4 separate regions of the Homo sapiens genome follow, and regions 1, 2 and 3 are each linked to region 4. A link is a contact called in ENCODE Hi-C or POLR2A ChIA-PET data. All regions are on one chromosome and are shown on one strand. The core of a region is the stretch at or near the end of the contact, and the rest is flanking DNA. Distances in the headings are between cores, read along the strand shown. Region 1 holds the start of TRUB2 (TruB pseudouridine synthase family member 2). Region 2 overlaps RAPGEF1 (Rap guanine nucleotide exchange factor 1). Region 3 holds the start of SET (SET nuclear proto-oncogene). Region 4 overlaps FNBP1 (formin binding protein 1).

Region 1 (2,729 bases), core at 22-2,521, 1.6 Mb before region 4:
TTTTTGGAACTTTGTGTTTTTCTTCCCAAATACTGCCAATCTGAAGCTGGATCATGGGATGTGGAACTCATGGACTCAGAGGCAACTGTACTTAGTGACACGTGAAAATTACCTGAAGTTCAAATATGAATATTCATAAAGTTCTATTGGAATACAGCTAGGCTCATTCCTTTAGATACTGTCTATAGCTGTTTGGCACTACATTGGCAGAGTTGAGCAGTTCCAACGGAAATCACATGGCCTGAAAACTAAAACATTCAGTATCTGGCCCTTTCCAAGGAAATCTGCCAATTCCTGGTCTAATACCTCACTCCTCTGTGGACCTTCAAGGGCCTGGCACAGGAATCTGAGCACTGGGACACTGACTCGGCTCAGGGATTTCCTGGGAAGTGACACACAGGATCCTGCTTAAATCTGCCTTACCCAGTGGATGGTTGATGAAAGAGGGTACGCTGGTGGCTGTGAGGGTCAGCTCCTTCTCTTCGCTGCCTTCCATGGGGCCCAGCAAGAAGCGAACACGCTGTTTAGGAGCGGGAGGCTTCCTGGCATTGAGACCTGAACACACAGAGATAATATATACACACATACATACAAATATATGTACATATAAAATATTTTTTAAGAGACAGGGCCTCGTTCTGTAGCCCAGGCTGAAGTGCAATGGCGCCATCATAGCTCACTGTAACGTCAAACTCTTGGGCTCAAGCGATCCTCCTGCCTCAGCCTCCAGAGTAGCTGGGATTACAGGCGTGCACCACGATGCTGACCAGGAATATCTTGTTCTGTCCAAACACTTGGGGGATTAGACAACAGGGAAGTATGATGTAGAAGACAAAGCAGAAGCCCATGGTGCAGAGGGCAGTATAGCAGTAGTTAAGAAACAGGCGGATTCAAACAGACTCTACAACGTAGTAACCGTGTGACAAGGAACAATACTGAGTCAGTTTCCCCCTCGGAAAACAGAGGAAAGTGAGGAGTAAGAAAGCACAGAGAACAGGCGTTTGGGAAAGCGCTCTGCCCAGGTGAATAGGTCACGTGATTTTGTTTTGGGGTAAGGACCAGAAGCGGAGATGGACTTCCAAGAGAACGAGAGCGGGAACGTGGGTCTGGTTCGAGGCACTCACCCTTCAGAAGTTGTAGCTCCACTGTATCCCGCAGGTGCTTCCATTTTAGCCCCGGGGGCTTATAGACCGCGAAAAGCCCATGCAGCCGCGACAAGCCAGCAGACCCCATACTTGAAGATCACAGCACCCGCTGGACCTGGACGGAAGTACCGCCAGGCCCCGCCCCCAAATGTGGTCCTTTCCACGGGCGCCGCCATGTTCCACAGCCGGAAGAGGTTCGCATTTTATAGTCTTCGGGGAAAACCGGCTGTGGAGAAGGAAATAGGGCCCGGCGCTGAGTGAGCGTGGTTGCGTGTCCTTTGCAGACACTTTCTGGGGCGAGGTGACATGGCGAGAGTCTTGGATCGGTGGACGTAGACGGTAGACAGTTCGCGTGCGTTTCCTTCGCCTACTTGGCCTACATGCCTTCTGCCCGTGAAGCGATGTTTCCCCTCGAAAGGCCGTAGGCTACGCCGTCAGAATCGGTTTTTCAGTGAGTTTTGACCCCTCCGACGCTCCGTCGCCTGACAGAATCGCGGCGTTCTTCGTACCCGCCCATCCTCCGCGGACGCCCGCTGCCATGGCGACTCTGCTGCGCCCTGTCCTCCGTCGGCTCTGCGGGCTCCCGGGCCTACAGCGGCCTGCGGCAGGCAAGTGGCGCCGGGTTCTGGGCGCAGGCGGGAAGGAGCCTGAGGGCGCCCGGCTCCTCTGACCTCGGCCTTTTTCTTGCCCCGCAGAAATGCCCCTCCGGGCTAGGAGCGACGGCGCCGGCCCGCTATACTCGCACCACCTCCCCACCTCCCCGCTGCAGAAAGGGCTGTTGGCCGCCGGCTCCGCGGCGATGGCGCTCTATAACCCCTACCGCCACGGTAAGGCCGCCCGCGCCTCGCCCCCGTGGGGGCGGCTTGGAGCCGTTTCCTGTGGGTAACTGGAACATAGCCTAGGTCGGGGTACCCAAACCTGGTTGCAGCTCGTAACCACTCGGAACGTTTATGAAAATGCAGATTCCTGGATCCCACCTAAACGCACTGAATCTGAATCTGAATCTGCAGTGGAGGGAGAAATGGGCGTGAAACCGAAAGTCTGTCTTTAAACTACTTGGGAGAATCTGTCATGCAGCCATATTGAGAACATCTAGACTAAATAGATGATTCATAAGTACCGATCAGTTTATAATATCCTACTAGAAAGTCAACTCCGAGGTCGAGGACCATGTCTGCCTCGTTCCACTGCATCTGCAGCCTTCTGGATAGTGCCTGGCACATAGTAAATGCTCAATAAATGTTTGCTGGATGTGTGACTAGAACATTCTAGGGTTCTACAGTGTTTTTCTTATGCCTCCTAGATTTTTGAGTTCTGGGAAGTACTGTTATTCCTACTAACAAAAACAGGCTAGGCGCTATTATAGTGGCTCACGCCTATAATCCCTATCGGGGGGCCGAAGCGGGCAGATGGCTTGAGCTGAGGAGTTTGAAACCAGCCTGGGCAACACGGTGAATCCCCATCTCTACAAAAAAAAATACAAGAATTAATTGGGGCTGGTTGCATGCGGCTGTATTCCCAGGCTGAGGTGGAAGGACCATTTGAGCCGGGGAGTTCGAGACTGCAGTAAGTTGTGATTGCGCC
Region 2 (2,700 bases), core at 15-2,514, 1.8 Mb after region 4:
GCTGAGACGGCACTGCTGCACTCCAGCCTGGGGGACAGAGCGAGACTCTGTCTCAAGAAAAAAAAAAAGAAAGGAAGCAGATCCATGCTGCCAGGGTGGGAGAAGGGTATGACTGCAAAGGGGCGGCAAGAAGGCTTTTTCACTCAGGGTGATGGAATTGGCCTGTATTCTGAATGTGGTAGTGGTTATGCAAATCTACACGTGTTAAAACGCACAAAACTTTATACCCCACTAGCCTGGCAAACATAGGGAAACCTGTCTCTACAAAAAAAATTTTTTTAAATGAAAAGGGTGTGGTGGTACGCACCTGTAGTCCCAGCTACTCAAGAGGCTGAAATTGAAAGACTCCTTGAGCTCAGGAGGTCGAGGCTGCTGTGAGCCACGATGGTACCACTGCACTCTAGCCTGGGTGACAGTGTGACCCCATCACAAATGAAAAACAAAAAATACAACTGTATATCCCCAAAACATCAATTTTACTATACATAATTTTTTTTTAAACCTCACCCATAAGGGGAAGGTTCCCCCTTTTATCCATGCAGGTATTCCACCCAGCAGCTTACAAGCCCCATTTCACAAAATCCTTACCAAATTCTGGGAATGCATAATTACTGTTACTAGGGCTCAGACCTGACTGAACTAAGTCCTGATTGTTTCAGACAACAAAAATTCTATTTGATCTTTCCAAGACCCCGGGTATTTGCGAATTCTCACTTATCATATAGTAGTGGGAATTTACGGCTTGGCAGAAACATGTCCACACATAATGAATCTTTCTCCCTGGGGACAAGGTCCACAGAGTTTCCATCAGACTCCTGGGAGACCTATGATCTTAAAAAGCTCAGGAACCTCTGTTCCAGTTCAAGGCCCTCCAATTATAGAGTGGGGTTCAGAGGCCCAGGAAGGAATCCTGGCTTGCCCCAGAGGACATGGTGTGTCTGTGGCAGTGCTAAGCTGGTTCCCTCTTCATCACCCAAAGATGCCACAGGTCCAGGCATTTCTGGTGATCATGACTCACACGCTCCCCATGACTTTAGCCTACAGAATTTCCTCAGCAGTACGTGCATTTCTCCTGCCAAGCTGAGGCCAGGGAACTCCGCACCCCTGCAGCACAGGCAGTCCCTAGCCCGAGTCCCTGTAATCCAGGTCCCTAGCCCAATTCTTACTTGTCAAATATAAAAGCTTCATTCTACAACCTTGCATATTTAGGGTAATTAATAGAGAAAGCTCCTCATGAACAGAAAAAAAACAAGGACAGATCATGCAGAAAAGCATGCTTTTGATCTATGCCTTTGGTCTTCTGATGAGCTCAGAGAATTAATATTTGCAAGGCACTCTTGACAAGCTGAGGCAGAAGCACAAATTAGTGTGGTTATGCTAATTGAGAGGTTCTGTAGCTCCAGGACCAAATGATTACAGAAAGTGAAAAGGGTTGACTGGGCTTTGGTCTCTCTGCAAATAGCACTGTGCTTCATGCTAGCTGCACTGACAAATTTGCAAGGAGACTACACACATTTACTTTCACATACCCGAAATTCCCAGTGGAGCAGGGGTTAAGGAAGACTCAGAACACCAAAACAGCATTTCTGAATTTATCTTTACTGTGAAAGTTAATCAAGAAAGAAAAATAAAGGGTATGAAATCCCCCTTCTTGCAGTGCTCAATGCAACTTGTAAGTTACTTTGTACACGAGGACCTTGAATGTCTTGTGGTTTTTAACTGTCACAAATGCAACACTCTGTGATCATTTCACCTCCAGAGCTGAACGAAGATGATTTAATTAATCCCCGAAAGTCACCCCGCAAGGAGAAACTGGGGAGGTGTCCCTTGAGACAGGGCAAAAAATATACCTGTTGGTGTATCAGCCCTGCTGTGGCTCTGACATATACCACAGCCTGCAAGCACAGGCCCATTCCTTCCAGACAGACTCAAATTAAAATCAGGGCCTCCTGGTCTGCCTGCATGCACTGGGATATGTGTAGCTGAAATGAATTGCCCTCTACTCTTCCTACGAGTGATCACTTCAAAAGTTTATTACTTAATTGTAAAAACCTACTCCCTGGACTTCAGCTTTCTTAGAGAGAGAAAGAGAAAGAACAAACCAGCCTAAAAGGAAATACCTCAATAGTCAGGGACCTCCCCTTCTCTGTGAGTGCTGAGGTTTGAATTTTAGTTACCAGATTACCATTTTTAAAGAAATGGTCACTTTAGAGTAGAAGGCGACCTGAAGTAAGAACAAAAGCTAAGATTTATCGAGCACTTCTTATGTGTCCAGACTCTGATTAAATGCTTATGTACATCATCTCGTTTAATTCTCCCTCAATACCATAAGGTAGGTACTGTTAGGATTTTCCCCATTTTACAGATAAGGAAAAACTGAGAGTTAGACAAGACAGAGTGACATGCCCAAGATCCCACAACAATGACACAGGAGGGCTGGTATCTAAAGCCACAGCTAGAGGACCTGAAGCACATGCTCTCAGACACTGTTCTGTACTGGCTCACTGCACAGATGGAAAGACAGGGTTGGGGAGGGGCACTGATCCAGTGCATCAGTGCAGGCCCAGGGGCCATGAGGCAGGTCTCCCACCTCTCAGCTCAGGCTCATGCTGCCTCTAACACGGATGAGGGTGTGAGAGCCAAGATCAAAAGTCTCCTGTACACAACGCAGGTGGTGGCTGACTGTCAGTTCCCCAAGGG
Region 3 (2,700 bases), core at 201-2,700, 1.2 Mb before region 4:
TTCAGTGCAGTGGCTGCATTGGGGCTCATTGAAGCCTGGAATTCCTGGGCCCAAGCGATCCTCCTGCCTTGGCCTCCCAAAGTGTTGGGATAACAGGAGTGAGCTATTGCATGGCCAGGATTTGAAATTGGCCAGCGTATCACTAAAATCAACAAATGGTACTGGCCGGGCGCAGTGGCTCCCGCCTGTAATCCCAGCACTTTGGGAGGACGAGGTGAGTGGATCACCCCAGGTCAGTAGACCAGCCTGGCCAAGGTGGTGAAACTCCATCTCTACTAAAAATACAAAAATTAGCCGGGCATGGTGGCACGTGCCTGTAGCCCCAGCTACTCGGGAGGCCGAGGCAGGAGAATTGCTTGAACCCGAGAGGCAGAGCTTGCAGTGAGCCAAGATTGCGCCACTGCACTCCAGCCTGGGGGACAGAGCAAGACTCCCGTCTCAAAACAAACAAACAAATGCTACTAATCAGGGTTTTTCTGGCTTTTTATGGTTCATGTCTTGGGGTGCTGGAGGGACAGAATGTGGGGCATCCGCATTACTTGAAAAGTATTATTTAAACAAAATGCTTTGGCCCTCCTTAGTGGTTCAGAACTTTGCCTCTCAAGTAGAACTTGTTGGCCCCTTTCATCTCTATGAACAGAACACCGCCTATCGCTTGGGGCTGTTGTGAGGCCTCGGTGAGATAACCGTGCCATGCGCTGCTGAAACTGGCACTTAACGCTCAGTATGATTCTTGCGGGCGCTGGGCACCGCGGACTAATGTGGTACCTCCCTGCCTTCACAGGACTTCGAGTTTAATGTGGCTTCAGTGTCGTAACCTTTATCATTTCATAACAGAAACGGGTTCAGAGAGGAAGGGTGACTTGCTCAAGGGTACAAGCTTGCTGGGCAGGGCTTGGACTAAAACCCAGGAATGGCCCTGCGCGCGGATTACACAGCCTGGGGCTTCGCACACGAGCCCGAGTTTGAGTCCGATCGGCAGTTCCCCATCTGGCATCCAGAATGGGGTGCCCCCTGCTTTCTCCACGAAGTGGAAGGCGCCGAGAGGCCGGGCGGAATTCGGGGCCCCCATACGAGGCCGGGCCTGCACTTTCGGGGTGGTGGGCGCCCCGCTCCCGGTGCCCCGCGGAGCAGGGAAGCCGCTCGCTCACCACGTGACGCGCCGGCCGGGGGCACCCGCGCCTCCGTGCGACGCCCCGCCCACCGGCCTGCCGCGCGCCAGTGTCCTGGGTCGGGCCGGAGAGGGGAGAGCGGGGGAGGGGACGCGGCGCGGGGGGCGGCCGTGCGTCGCCGCGCGCCTTCCTCCCACCTCTCGCCGGGCCCTGTGTCTCCGCGCCGCGACTCCGCCCCCTCATCCCGCCGCCCAGGCCAATGGCGCCGCGGCGCGAGCCTCCCCGGCCGGAGGCGGAGCATCCGCGCGGGGCCTGGCGCGCCTGCGCCCTGCGCCCGCCCCTCGCCGTAGGAGGAGGTGGAGGAGGAGGCGGCTCGGGAGAGCGAGCAGCGAGCTGGCTGGATCGCCGAGCGCGAGTGAGGGAGCCGAGCCGCCCGCCGCCGCCGCCTCCGCCTCCCCTCCGCGAACAGGAGCCCGGGCCGGGGCCCGGCACGCCGCCCCAGCCCGTCCCTCGGCGTCAGGCCGCGAGGGTAGCGCGCGCGAGCGAGCGAGGGGGAGGGAGAGCGAGCGAGCGCCGGGAGGAGGCGGCCGGACCGAGCGGGCGCCCGCGCGTGTGGCGTGAGGGGAAGCCGCTTGCCCGCCCCCTTCGCCTTCCCTTCTCTCCCCCTCCCCGCTCCCCCCCCGACCGCGGAGCAGCACCATGTCGGCGCCGGCGGCCAAAGTCAGTAAAAAGGAGCTCAACTCCAACCACGACGGGGCCGACGAGACCTCAGGTGAGAGCAGCGAGCCCGGGGGCCGGCCCGCGCCGCCATCTTCGCCGCCCGCCCCGGCCCGCAGGCCGCCGGCGGGGCCCGGGGCGCGCGCGGGGGGCGCCGGGCGGGGGGGCGCGGCGCGGCCGGGCGGGGGCCCGCGGACTCGGCGCCCTTTTTTGTGCGCGGCTGGGCTGGGGGCCTGGGTGGCCCGCGCCGCGGCGGCCGCGCTGCGAGGCGGGGGCGCTGCGGCCTGCTCGGCGCGGGCGGAGGAGACCCCCCCTTCCTCTCCCCCCTCCCTCGCTCTCCTCCCCCTCCCTCCCTCCCGAGAAGCCTCTCTTTATTGTGCTCCGCCATGATGCCTCGCTCCCATCAGCCGCCGCCGCCGCCACATGGTGCGGCCGGACGCGGCCCCGCGCCCGACCTCCCGCGCGGTTCCGCTTCGCGCCCGGCCCGCGGCGGCGCCCCCGGCACCCCCGCCCAGAGGCTGGCCCCGGCGGGGCTTCTGCCTGGAGCTCGGGTGGGGTGGGGGCGCGGGGAACACGCGGGCGGCCGCGCGCTGGGCCTTGGCCGGCCGGGAGGATGCTCTGGCCAGCCCGGGCGCACTCCCCACGTGGGGCGGCCGCCCCGTCGCGCCAGCGTGCGGAGAAACCTGGCGCCGCGACCAGTGTATCGGGGGTCTTGGAAATGGCTAAGAAAGCTGGCCTCTGCCTAGGAGGCTCTCGGCAGGGGGGCTGCCAATCCGGGATGGTTACCGGAAATGAACCGCGCGATCTGGCCCTTTCACACCCACTTAGCTTTGTAGGGGGTTTGTAGTCTTTACAGGACAAAAGGGCACCT
Region 4 (2,700 bases), core at 7-2,506:
TCTCCAGAGACAAACAGGCAACTCTAGGACCTTTACAGTGGCGATCGGCCTCACACAGCAAAATGCCTCCAAAGTTTAGAATTAGTGCAACACACATACGAACATTTTAAAGGTGCTCAACATCAGGTTAAAATAGAATTCTGGACCTTTTTAAAAAGTTTTTGGATGATATAAGCACAGGAGGCAGAGCCAATAAGAAACATGAAACCAATATTTCTGGAAAAACACTTAGCATGAACGTCACTTTTTGACGTCGTGTAAACTTTCTTCTGCAATGACGGATGTTACCAAAAGGCATCGAGACCTTTGCGCTGCGCTGGTTAGACAAGCCGCAGGCTTATCTCCACGGTGAGCAGGATAAAAACCCCCAAGGAACAGCCCATGACAACCTTCTGTGCCTTTTTATACTTTCCCATCCTACAAAGGAAAAACTGGGTAAAGGACAAGTTCCTCCCTTTCACTGCGTTTCTAAGAACTTTTCAGGGCAGGTTCTTTTAAAATTAGTCATCTTACAACACAACAGTATTCTAGCACGGTGGCGAAGTGACAGGCGGCAGATACGGGGGAGGAAGGAGACGTTCACGGGAAATTCCACATTCTACTCTATGTGAACTGCTCCAGAAAAATACAGACATGATTTCACAGTAGGATTCCCAGAGTAAATGATGATACATAGGACAACTGACCTCCTCTAAGAAGCCCGGCTGGGGCAGCAGTGAGCTTTTCATGGAGCCACGCAGACTGGCCCGGAAGCAACACCCAGGTTCAACATTTAAGAGCACTCGCTATAACATTCTTTTTGGACGCAGGTGGTGGAAAAGTTTAAAAAACAGGCGGAGGAGTGACGGGGGGATACAAGCATATCCTATACTGGGGGTGACGGTCATTCAAAGAGCAAATTACTGCAGCTTATATCTTTTCCACTATGTTGCAAGAAATGAATCTATCCTGACCCATAATATGAAAGATGTGACGCACATGCATTCCCGAGGCTCTAAAATCCCATTTTAAAGAACCGTTTCACATCCTCGTGGAGTGGAGAGTGGTCCACTTGACTTGGTGAGGTCAGAAGTTCCTGAAGATCCCTGTCGTCCCCGTTGGCGGGGGAGCCCATTGTGGAGCTGTGGGGACTGCCACACTCACCATGCACCTGTTGGTTTGCAGGGACAGAGGTGCGGCCCTGACTCTTCTCACCCTGTGTCATCCGGGCTTGTCTTTCGTCTGTCAAGTCAGTCCTCCTGCGTGACTGATGGGTGCACCACGCTTAGGTCACCCGTTGCAGGGACCGGAAGTCCATGGCTCTGCCGCAACCCTGAGCGGTTTGCAGTCCCCCCCGGGGAAGAAGCAGTCAGAGAGGCTCACGCTCACCTACTTTAAAAACCCAAAGCCACTTCCTCTTCACCTGCCTGGGCCTCAGCGTCTCTGCGCTTGTGGTTTCTCGTCCCCGAGGGCTGACTGAGCTGCTCCGGAAGGGTGGTGTGTGGTCAACCTTGGTTGGCTGAGAGGAGCAATTTCCTGGTTTCCACAAGTAAAGACAGCCCCATCCCTTGGGACCTGTCCTTTCCGTCCCTGTCCCTTTGGCTTCTATAGGACTTCCTTGTCTTAGATTCATAAACAGCAAGAGGAACTGAGGATGCTTGAGGGGACCACCTAGTTACCAAAGCCAAGCAAAGAATAAAGCTGCCCGACGTCATCCCCAGGCTTCCGTGGCGCTCTCGGTCACAGGAGCTCTAGGCCAATGGTTCCTCTTGACTGTTTCTGCACCAAATGAGAGGAGGGGCTGCTCTGCTCTAAGGCGTGGCGGGGGGGGGGGGTGGTGGCCACAGATTAGGGGACCTCAGGTTTTCCTCAAAAACCCACACAGGGAAAGAAACTTGGCTCTAAAAGCAAACTCAACGAATTCCACATGCCCTGAAGAGCACGTGATAAAATACAAGGGTGGTGGCGGCGGGATCCCTCAAAGGACCACGAGAGGCACGGGGTCTTTGGTGATGAAAGTGCTAACCTCGGCGGGGTGCGGTAGCTCACACCTGTAATCTCAGCACTTTGGGAGGCTGAGGCGGGCGGATCACCTGAGGTCAGGAGTTTGAGACCAGCCTGACCAACACGGTGAAACCCTGTCTCTACTAAAAATACAAACATTAGCCGGGCGTGGTGGTGCACGCCTGTAATCACAGCTATTTGGGAGGCTGAGGCAGGAGAATCGCTGGAACCCAGGAGGTGGAGGTTGTAGTGAGCCGAGATCATGCCACTGCACTCCAGTCTGAACAATAGAGCGAGACTCCCGTCTCAAAAAAAAAAAAAAAACAACAACAAAAAAGGAAGTGCTACCCTTTTCAGATGCTAATCCTGGGGCTCCTGGAAAGGAGAGGATGTTCGCTTTGCAATGAGCTGGTGCAGAGGGGAGGGCCTCGCTCACAAGCGCATGATCTACAGTTCTCAGGGACAGGAAAGTGATGGGGAGGACAGGCGTGGGCTCCTCATGGCCGGTGGACACAGGCGAGTCAACAAGGCGAGCTGGAATTCGACTTCCAGTGTGGACCTCCCCAGGCCACTGAAAACAGGGCGTCAAACCAAAATGTGTGTATGCGCACGCGTGTGTACTGGTGGGTGTGCCTGTGGGTGTGTGTGTACCTGCCCCCCTGCCTGCCAGATGCTCCCAGGTTGAGGGCATAGTGAAAGGGTCAATGTTTAGTATGA

The links. A loop is a pair of places that touch in the nucleus more often than their neighbours do. ChIA-PET counts read pairs that join two places held with the same protein, here RNA polymerase II (POLR2A). Pooled maps may share reads with other maps.
Region 1: a loop to region 4 is called in a map of K562, with 2.5 times the contacts of the local background. The contact joins the promoter of TRUB2 here to the enhancer-like site in region 4. A Hi-C loop is called at or near these places in 1 of 168 maps with a recorded cell type or tissue (K562) and 2 of 50 pooled maps. POLR2A ChIA-PET finds 5 or more read pairs at or near these places in 1 of 52 experiments (K562).
Region 2: a loop to region 4 is called in a pooled map, with 17 times the contacts of the local background. The contact joins two enhancer-like sites. A Hi-C loop is called at or near these places in 3 of 37 single-sample maps with no recorded cell type and 7 of 50 pooled maps.
Region 3: a pooled map shows a loop between it and region 4 (18-fold over the local background). The contact joins the promoter of SET here to the enhancer-like site in region 4. A Hi-C loop is called at or near these places in 2 of 37 single-sample maps with no recorded cell type and 8 of 50 pooled maps.

What each region holds. Positions count from the first base shown.
Region 1 is chr9:128,321,176-128,323,904 of GRCh38, forward strand. TRUB2 (TruB pseudouridine synthase family member 2) reads right to left here and starts at 1,272. Exons shown (of 8, transcript NM_015679.3): 1 at 1,125-1,272; 2 at 424-555. The coding sequence starts at 1,233. It overlaps COQ4 (coenzyme Q4), which reads left to right and starts at 1,664. Exons shown (of 7, transcript NM_016035.5): 1 at 1,664-1,753; 2 at 1,841-1,972. The coding sequence starts at 1,684. RefSeq lists an enhancer at 972-1,511 and a silencer at 1,892-1,951.
Region 2 is chr9:131,726,572-131,729,271 of GRCh38, forward strand. The region is part of intron 1 of RAPGEF1 (Rap guanine nucleotide exchange factor 1); the gene reads right to left. Among named protein-coding and RNA genes, the nearest start is that of RAPGEF1, 12 kb to the right of the region's middle. RefSeq lists an enhancer at 2,377-2,486. Within about 2 kb of position 1,265, at least 16 of the 41 ENCODE cell types and tissues checked have a DNase peak (open chromatin) inside an H3K27ac peak, as active enhancers do.
Region 3 is chr9:128,687,772-128,690,471 of GRCh38, forward strand. It overlaps SET (SET nuclear proto-oncogene), which reads left to right and starts at 1,451. Exons shown (of 8, transcript NM_003011.4): 1 at 1,451-1,884. The coding sequence starts at 1,812. RefSeq lists an enhancer at 1-624 and silencers at 911-1,820, 2,201-2,320.
Region 4 is chr9:129,887,280-129,889,979 of GRCh38, forward strand. FNBP1 (formin binding protein 1) reads right to left here. Exons shown (of 17, transcript NM_015033.3): 17 at 1-2,700. Among named protein-coding and RNA genes, the nearest start is that of MIR6855, 19 kb to the left of the region's middle. RefSeq lists enhancers at 917-1,316, 1,647-1,736, 1,691-2,578. Within about 2 kb of position 1,257, at least 24 of the 41 ENCODE cell types and tissues checked have a DNase peak (open chromatin) inside an H3K27ac peak, as active enhancers do.